Regions from separate parts of the Homo sapiens genome. Here region 2 is linked to region 1. Evidence: read pairs that join two places in POLR2A ChIA-PET (ENCODE). Cell type or tissue: OCI-LY7. All regions are shown on one strand.

The links. ChIA-PET counts read pairs that join two places held together with the same protein. Peaks named below come from ENCODE experiments on the same cell type or tissue, not always from the same donor. Only the 100,000 strongest peaks of a DNase experiment are listed, where the experiment ranks them.
Region 2: POLR2A ChIA-PET joins it to region 1 with 6 read pairs; 5 of 35 experiments call an interaction of 5 or more read pairs at or near these places.

Annotation. Positions count from the first base shown.
Region 1 is chr6:89,439,914-89,444,913 of GRCh38, reverse strand. All of the region lies in intron 1 of ANKRD6 (ankyrin repeat domain 6), which reads right to left. LOC124901360 (a long non-coding RNA gene) reads left to right here and starts at 3,381. Exons shown (of 2, transcript XR_007059675.1): 1 at 3,381-5,000. In OCI-LY7, no CTCF peak of the experiment used is centred here; no DNase peak of the experiment used is centred here.
Region 2 is chr6:89,377,118-89,382,117 of GRCh38, reverse strand. RRAGD (Ras related GTP binding D) reads left to right here. Exons shown (of 7, transcript NM_021244.5): 3 at 1,751-1,950; 4 at 2,780-2,894; 5 at 4,305-4,447. Among named protein-coding and RNA genes, the nearest start is that of UBE2J1, 27 kb to the right of the region's middle. In OCI-LY7, no CTCF peak of the experiment used is centred here; a DNase peak (open chromatin) is centred at 2,717.

The DNA.
Region 1 (5,000 bases):
TCACTGTAACCTCCGCCTCCCAGGTTCAAGCAACTCTCCTGCCTCAGCCTCCCAAGTAGCTGGGACTACAGGTGTGCGCCACCATGCCTGCCTAATTTTTTTATTTTTAGTAGAGATGGGTTTTCACTGTGTTGGCCAGGCTGGTCTCAAACTCCTGATCTCAGGTGATCCGCCCACCTCAACCTCCCAAAGTGCTGGGATTACAGGCGTGAGCCACCGCGCCCAGCCCTTAAATAGAATTTCTAAAGTCCCTATTAATAAACAGTTTTTGAAATCAATTTCCCTAGATATATCCCAACAGGAAAATATCTAATTAGTTATAAGTCTGTCATTGGATGATAAAATGTTTACTTATATTTCAAAGTACAATATATCCTGGCTTATACCCAATGCAACTTTTAGATTTTATTTCAGCAAGGTAACAAAGATGAAAAATGTTTTAAGGCATCAAAACCTCAGTTTTAAAACAGTGCTTCTAAACAGTAGCAACCTAACTTCAATCATATTGAGTACTGGAGATGTGAGGTTCTTTCATTGTTCCTTCAAGTTTTAACTTTTTCTGTTTTGTATAAAAATCCAACAGGTGCCAGGGGATTTTGCTGTTATTCATTACTGATCTGCCACTCTCTCCTAAGTTTTTGAACAGCAAATGGAGGAAAACAAAGGCTTCAGTAAGCAAGCCGTTCAATAGATATTCTGTAACTCAGGATAGTACCTTCTGGAGATTCAGAAAATTATAAACAAACAAGTATTTGTTCTTAAAGTGCCTGGACTTAGGTCCTTCCTCTCATCAAAGCTCTTTCTTTTATTAACTTTTACCTTGATTTTTAAAAAAGATGGCTAATGCAGGGCCACAGTGCTCATTTTAACTTTAATTTGTTTTCTCTTAGCATCAACAGGCAAACTGAGCTCCGATATAAACCATTCACATTCACTAAAGCCCCAGTGCCAACTTTTTCTATCATTTCTATTCGGAAGCGAAGCTGCAGAGGTCTCTGTAGATAAGCTCACACAGTGAGTGATTTGATTTATACGACAAGCTTACTGCTCTGCTCAGAAGCTAATGATTAATGCCATTGGGCATTCCCCTCTTGGTTCCAAGCTCTCCTATCAGGTAGGCAAGGCTTCAATGCTGGTTGAGACAAGAACTTTATCTAGAGCTACGAAACAATTTTTAGGAACCAAAAGACAAATTGCCATAAGGGCTCAAATTATTTAAAGGGTGCCAGCCTCAGCAACATGGCAAAATCTCTACAAAAAATACAAAAATTAGCCAGGTGTAGTGGCATGCGCCTGTAGTCCCAGCTACTCAGGTGGCTGAGATGGGAGGCTGAAGTGGGAGGATTGCTTGAACCTGAGAGGTTGAGGCTGCAGAACCATGATCACACCTCTGCATTCCAGCCTGGGTCACAGAGTGAGACCCTGTCTCAAAAAATAAAATAATTTGTGGACCACAGGTCACCTCATCAGAATCTGGGGTGATTGTTAAATGTGTGCCTCCCCAGACCTAGTGAATTAGAATCTATGGAGTAAGGCTGAGAATTCCCAAATTTTAATATATTCCCCAGATTATTCTTACATTTAAGCCAAAAATAAAATTCTAAGCTCCCCCAACCAACTGAATGGATCCTCTTCACCCCCACCCGGGTCAAAGAATTCCAAAGAAACCTGAAAAATAGGCAGGGGTGGGGGAAGCAGATGTGCTTCATTATACCTTCCCTTTTGGAGTTCAGGCACAACTGACCAGCAGTAAGATTAAAACAGAGATCTTCAAACTGACAAAACAGATTCTTTGTAGCAATAAGGTACCAATTTCCAATCTGACTCTAGTATCACATGACAGATAAAGAAGAAAATCAAAGTATTTTATCCCAAAATATGTTTCTTTGCCATATTTTGAAATGGCCCTACAAAGCCATCTTTTGTGGGGGGAAAATTGCTTCTGCAAAGAGTCTCTATTAACATAACTAGATCTTACCCCCTCTAGTCCCTCCATGTGCTAATGAGATCAACTGAGAGTCCAGCATCTTTTAAAGGTTTAAACAGAAAACATCTGCCATCTGTGGTCTCTAATGGTGGCCACCTATGAGACTTCACCTACATAATAAGAACCTTGGTCTCCACAACCCCTTATCGTAACCCAGAGACTTCTGTCTACTGATTCCAGATCTTTAGATAATAACTTTTGCAACCAATTGCCAATGAGAAAATCTTTGAACCAAACCAATACACACCTCACAGATAATGATTGCTGTCTTTTTTTTTTTTTTTTTTTTTGAGACAGGGTTTTGCTCTGTTGCCCAGGGTCTGACACTCTGTTGGAGTGCAGTGGTGCCAGTCTTGGCTCACTGGAGTCTCGACCTCCCAGGCTCAAGCGATCCTCTTACCTCAGACTCCTGAATAGCTGGGACTACAAACATGCACCACCATGCCTGGCTAATTTTTTTTTTTTTTAATAGATGGGCTTTCACTATGTTGCACAGGCTGGTCTTGAACTCCCAGGCTCAAGCAATCTGACCACCTTAGCCTCCCAAAGTGCTGGGACTATAGGCGTGAGCCACCTCACCCAGCCTGATTGGTGTCTATGCCTCCCTCAAATGTATAAAACCAAGCTGATGGGCCAGGCGCAGTGGCTCAGGCCTGTAATCCCAGCACTCTGGGGAGCCAAGGCAGGTGGATTGCTTGAGCCCAGGAGTTCGAGACCAGCCTAGGGAACATGGCGAAACCCCGTCTCTACTAAAAATACAAAAATTAACTGGGTGTGGGAGCGCATGCGTGTAATCCCAGCTACTTAGGAGACTGAGGCACGAGAAGTGCTTGAACCTGGGAGGCAGAGGCTGCATGAGCTGAGATCATGCCACTGCTCCAGCCTGGGCGACAGAGTGAGACCCTGTCTCAAAAAAATAAAAAAATAAAAATAAAACCAAGCTGTAACCCAACCACCTAGACACATGTTCCGAGGACCTCTTGAAAACCATGGCTGGCTGGGCACAGTGGCTCACGCCTGTAATCCCAACACTTTGAGAAGCCAAGGCAGGCAGATCACCTGAGGCCAGGAGTTCAAGACCAGCCTGACCAACATGGTGAAACCCCATCTCTACTAAAAATACAAAGTTAGCTGGGTGTGGTGGCGCATGCCTATAATCCCAGCTACTTGGTAGGCTGAGGCAGGAGAACTGCTAAAACCCAGGAGGCGGAGGTTGCAGTGAGCCAAGATCATGCCATTGCACTCCAGCCTGGGCAATAAGAGCAAAACTCTGTCTCTCAAAAAAAAAAAAAAAAAAAAAAAAAAAGGAAAGAAAAGAAAACCAAGGCTATGGTCACTCACAGTTGGCTCAGAATAAACCTCTTTAAATGCTTTACAGGAGTTTGGCTTTTTTTGTTGACATATGCATAAGTTTGAGAAGTATTGGTCTAAGGAAGCTAACTGGAAGATAGACAGCTAACTGGAAGATAAATTCGGCCAGGTGCAGTGGCTCATGCCTGTAATCCCAGCACTTTGGGAGGCCGAGGCAGGCAGATCACTTGAGGTCAGGAGCTCCAGATGAGCCTGGCCAACATGGCCAAACCCTGTCTGTACTAAAAATATAAAAAAGTTAGCCAGGCATGGTGGCGGGTGCCTGTAATCCCAGCTACTCAGGAGGCTGAGGCAGGAGAATCACCTGAACCCGGGAGGCAGAGGTTGCAGCCAACTGAGATCACACCACTGCACTCCAGCCTGGGAGACAGAGCGAGACTCTGTCTCAAAAAAAAAGAAGATACATTCGGTAACTTGTTCAAGGTCATTTATCCCCACTATAGTGAAGTAACAGTGGGCCACAGAGATTAAGTAGGTTCTAACTAGGAACAGAGTTATTATCAAACTGAGTTATACTAATTTTGTATCTAGTGAAGGCATCATCAACATGTTTTTCTGTAAAAAAACAGATAGTAAAATATATCAGGTTTTGTGGGCCAGGTAATCTCTGTGGAAACTACTCAACTCTGCCATAGCAGTTGAAAGCAGCTATAGACACCATGCAAAGGAATGAAACAGGCATCAAGCTGGATTTGGGCCATGGCTATAATTTGCCAACCTTTAGTCTAGTACAACTTTTTTTTTTTTTTCGAGATGGGATCTTGCTATGTTGCCTAGGCTGGAGTGCAGTGGCTATTCATAGGCATGATCATATTGCACTGCAACCTCAAACTCCTGGGCTCAAGCGATCGATCCTCCCACCTTAGCCTCTCCCAAGTAGCTGGGACTACAGGTGCTCACTGCCACACCCAGCTAGTGCATCTTTAATTCCAATGAAAAGTATCAGGATATGCTACCCCAAAATATGCCACTTTGGCATAAGGATTATTTTGAGCCGAAGGCAACTGAGAAGTGGATACAAGAAAAGCTCCTTGCCTTCCCCTATTTGCTAAAAGCAGGACATAAATTAACAAAGGTGTCCCTTCTCCTCTCTCCACCAGGAAGGATAAAGGTTAGTCACAGAAGACAGCTTTAGGTCCTTAACAGCCTAGAGAAGGCACCAGAGGCATCTACATAACAAACTGCACTAACTAGCCTTTATCTGCCATTAGTTCCCCATGTATTTGCCTTCCTACAATTCGCCATCGCTAAAGACTGAAGGTCTTTTTCCTTTGTCTTGTCACTTCTCTAAAAGTGTACTGTTCTTTGTTGAAGATGCTATATAAGCCAGAGTTCTAAGAAATCTTTTTGAGAATTACTCTTTCCCTGAATTTTCTCCCATGTATATATGAAATATGCATGTTAATAAACTTCCATTTGTTTTTCTCTTGTTAACCTATGTTTTGTTACAGGGCTCCCAGCTGAGAACTCACAAGAGTAGAGGAAAAATTATTTTTTCCTTCACTACACCAATATGAGCACCATGAAACAGGAAACTTTATTTTAAAATTAGGATTTAAGGCCAGGCATGGTGGCTTAGGCCTGTAATCCCAGCACTTTGGGAGGCCAAGGTGGGCAGATCACTTGAGGTCAGGAGTTCAAG
Region 2 (5,000 bases), 63 kb after region 1:
TGGCTTTCTGTTTTTTCCAGGTTTGGAGGCACAAGTGGCGGGGCAGAGGGGGAAGGCATTTAGATTCTGTCCTACAGGTCTCTTTCCTTTTTTTTTTTTTGCCATAAAAACAAGACCTGTTCACACCCTTCAAATTGGCAATAAGAGATCTGACACCACCAATTGTTGGTGAGGGTCTGAAGCATCAGATGCTGTTTACAGACTTCCAGGTACAGTCAAGGCACTCCTACCTATGACCTGACAAGTCACCCTTCAGAGTAAGCCACATGTACATGAGACTGTACATATATCATTGTAATCACATATACATGGGAATAATGTCCATCAGCAGGCAAATATAAATTATAGATCATCCATAAAAGGAAGTTTTATAGAGCCATTAAAAGGAACTAATGCACTGTAGTTATGTACTACAGATAACATTCAGCATAGGTGAATCTCACTGACATAGTGTTGAATGAAAAAGGCAAACTATAATATACACACAACTTAATATTTCTTTCCATTTTTAAACAATGTAAATGAATTATATGTGATGTTTGGGGATATATATGTCTGTATTAATGTATACATGAGTGAGAATAAATACTAAACTTGGGATAGTGGTTGTCTCTAGAGGATGAGGGGGTAGAGGGATAGCATGGGTTGGGAGGATGAGGAGAAACACAGAGGGCTTTTGTGTAGGTGTTTTATTTCCTAAATAGAGATAAATACACAGGTGTTCATTATATAGGCATGGGAAGAAGAAAAAAGTTAGTATTGTTTGGGGCAATTCCTCTAGACCAGGGGACTTTTTCTGTAAAGGGGCAGATGGCAAACATCTTAAGCTTTGTAGACTGTACTGTCTCTGAGGAGTTTCTCTAGAGGAAACTTACTCAACTCTGCCATTGTAGCACAAAAGCAGCCTTAGACAATATGAAAGCAAATGAGCATGTTCCAATACAACTTACTTTTAAGAAACAGGCACAGGGCCTGCAGACGGTGGTCTGCTGACTTCTGCACTGAACCAGTGGTTCTTAAAATTGCTCCTCAGCTCCTTCCCCACCCGCCCAGTGGCCTGTATCATGCCTCCATCTCTAATTGTTCATCACAGTTCACAAGAGACTGGAAAAGTTAGGAGGAACAGTATTCTGGGGAAGGTCTTATGTGGAGTAGGGTCCGTTTCTCTTCCTGAAACCGCAACTCTGATCTTTTTTTTTTTTTTTCTTTTTGTGACCGAGTCTTACTCTGTCATCCAGGCTGGAGTACAGTGGTGTGATCTCAGCTCACTGCAATCTCTGCCTCCTGGGTTCAAGCAATTCTCCTGCCTCAGCCTCCCGAGTAGCTGGGACTACAGGCGCATGCCACCACGCCTGGCTAATTTTTTGTATTTTTAGTAGAGAAGGGGTTTCACCGTGTTAGCCAGGATGGTCTCAATCTCCTGACCTCATGATCCACCTGCCTGGGCCTCCCAAAGTTCTGGGATTACAGGCTTGAGCCACCACGCCCAGCCAACTCTGATCTTTATGACTGTCATCAACCTCAGTCATAACTGCCTAAATCAGCTGCATTTTTTTAGCCTTTCTTCTTCCTCTCTTTGTTAACAGAACTTAAATTTTCACACTGGAATTATAAGAAGCCAGCTTGTTGAGGGGAACCTTTGCAACGTATTTCGGGGGGTTGCAGCCACATGGTTTCCAGGTGAAGAGTGTGTGTGGGAGGCTCAGGAAGCAAAGCGGCCTTCTCTCACAGGCGTTGCCTTTGGTCCTAGGATGATTACATGGAAGCCCTGGCCAGGCTCCACCTCACGGTGACCAGGGCCTACAAAGTGAATACTGACATCAACTTCGAGGTGTTTATTCATAAAGTGGATGGTCTGTCAGATGACCACAAAATTGAAACCCAAAGAGATATTCACCAGAGGGCAAACGATGACCTTGCAGATGCTGGATTAGAAAAAATTCACCTCAGGTGAGAACAGAAACCCCTTAAGGATCCCAATAAAGGATGGAAGAAAGCAAGTTTGGGGTTCGGAGTCACCATGATTGGCTTGGCATGGGCAGTAATTTACCTTCTTTTTACCCTGTTTCATGCTGTAGATGGATAGGATTAGGGGAAAATGAGCTTTGCATGTGCTAATGCTAATCTTTAGTGAAAGCGATGTTTTTTTGTTTTTTAACAAATGGTCAAAGCTAAGGTTCTCCCCTCACATGAGAAACACATTATAGAAAACCTATGAATATAATTTTAGTAGTTAGTTGATGCTAAAGTTTACAGTTCTTGATAAAGATATTATCTGTAATTATAAGTAAAGGAGTAGTCTGAAAACAATCCAAATAGGAATCCTCACAAAGGAAAACAATGTTTCCATCATTTTTTGTGAGGTAGTACATGCATCATTTTGTAAATTGGGAAATGGAAAAAAAATAGTTGCTTCAATATCAAGAATATAAGTTACTAATTGGACAACCTAAGAGGCTTGTGTAAAGATGATCTGGCATGGATTGTCTTGCAGAATGTCAGGAAGCTGGGATGGACACAGATTGCTGCGGTTGTAAGCTTGCCAGTTGGCAGATGAGAATAGGCACAGCAGATGAGAATAGGCACAGCTCGGGCTTTTTGGGAGGTGGGGAGGAATGGCTTGTTTTTTACCGAGGTCACTGTAAATTCTGAAGGGGGCTGGACTGTATGTGTTAGGACTATACATACAGAAGGCAGATTACCGGTGTTTTGACATAGCCTAAGCAGCCTGTTCCTCATTCAAAGGGAAAACATGATGAAATACCGTTTCCTCTTTCAGCTTTTATCTGACAAGCATATATGATCATTCAATATTTGAAGCTTTTAGCAAAGTTGTTCAGAAACTGATTCCACAACTCCCAACTCTGGAGAATTTGCTGAACATCTTTATCTCAGTAAGTAAATAATATTCCTGTTTGAGTCACTTGTAGAATTTGAAAATAACATTGCAAGAGTGAAAAAGATCTTATTTCCGATTGCTTCTATAGCATTTCAAGGTCATTTAAGTATTACTTTTAAAGATTACTCCTACGTGTTCTTTTAGATCCTTTAAAATTTAACTCCCAGCCCAGCTTGATGGCTCACGCCCCACTTTGGGAGGTTGAGGCGTTACGATGGCTTGAGGCCAGGAGGTTGGGACCAGTTTAGGTAACATAGTGAGATCCTGTCTATACAAAAAAAATGTAAAAACTAGCCAGGTGTGGTAGCACATGCCTGTAGTCCCAGCTACTTGGGAGGCTGTGGTGGAAGGAGTACTTACTTGAGCCCAGGAGTTTGAGGCTAAAGTGAGCCATGATTGTGCCACTGCACTCCAGCCTGGGCATCAGAGCGAGAACTTGTCTCTAAAAATAAAATATAACTACTCAGATGCATTCCTGCACTTCACTGGTATAATTGGAGGGTTTATTCAAGCCTGTAGGCAATCATTCAATATTAATAGAGCCCCACCAGAGGTAGGGAACATAAAACTTGGCTTTATTGATAAGACGCAAACTGTTGAATAGCTTTTTATAAGTTTAACATGCTATGAGTGATGTGCTGAATGAACCCTACACATCACCAGCTCCAGGTAGGCGCTGCTGAGTTGAATTGAGGCAGACCTATTGGTTATACTCACGTTTACTCTGTCACTACACAATTTTGAGTGTGTTTGTTTAGTGTTTCTAAGCTTATTTTAAAATTTACAGTCAGTAAAAGTATTTTTACTTGGCCTTTTCCTAATTGCAGGTATGTATCTCTACGAGTTAGGAAATATTGCTCAATTTGGTTACCTAAAATAAATAATTTGTGGTCATTCGAATTCTTTTTTTTTTTTTGAGACGGAGTTTTGCTCTTGTTGCCCAGGCTGGAGTGCAATGGCGCCATCTCGGCTCACCGCTACCTCCGCCTCCTGGGTTCAAGCAGTTCTCCTTCCTCAGCCTCCCGAGTAGCTGGGATTACAGGCATGCACCACCACGCCTGGCTAATTTTGTATTTTTAGTAGAGACAGGTTTCTCCCGGTTGGTCAGGCTGGTTTCGAACTCCTGGCCTCAGGTGATCTGCCCGCCTTGGCCTCCCAAAGTGCTGGGATTACAGGCGTGAGCCACCATGCCCGGCCTCTACTTTTTATTTCTTATGCAAGTCCAGTATAGAGAAGTTTATGACAGTGAAGTTTAAATTGTAATAAAATGATACAATTTAAATTTTTAGTAGCGAGTTTTGCTCATTTTGTATTTTACATTAAGAATGGCATTCAATTTTGTGTAGTCATGACATGGTCTGAAGTTGACTGTTGCTTTAAGGCAACTTTTTTTTTTAAATTTCAGAATTCTGGAATTGAAAAGGCATTTCTATTTGATGTGGTCAGTAAAATTTATATTGCAACTGATAGTACTCCGGTGGATATGCAAACCTATGAGCTCTGCTGTGATATGATAGATGTGGTTATTGACATCTCTTGTATTTATGGGTAAGTACAACATTCTTAAAGGCCACAATCAAGCCATCCTTCCTTCATAACCTTTCAGGCATTTTGCATTTACATTTACTTACTTAACTTTAACATTTTTGTCTTAAATGACTGAAATCTATAAATAAATATACCAGTTAGCATGCAATAATAACAGTTATTGAGCAAATGCCACGCATTATGCTAATCTCATTGCATGCTTCCTATTATTTATTTCAATTTTTTAGCAATAGGGTGTCCCTGTGTTGTCCAGGATAGATCACTCCTGGGCTCAAATGATCCTCTCACCTCAGCCTCTCGAGTAGCTGGGATTATAGGCATGAGCCACTGTGCCCAGGTTATCATTTAATTCTCAACTATTCGATGTGGCAGGAATTACATTTGACCCTTGAACAACACAGGGGTTGGGGTACCAACCCTTTGAACAGTCAAAAAGCCACATATATTTCCCCCCTGACAAACTTAACTATTAATACTAATAGTCTACTGTTGACTGGAAGCCTTACCAATAACATGAATGATTGATTAACACACATTTTGTATGTTATGTATT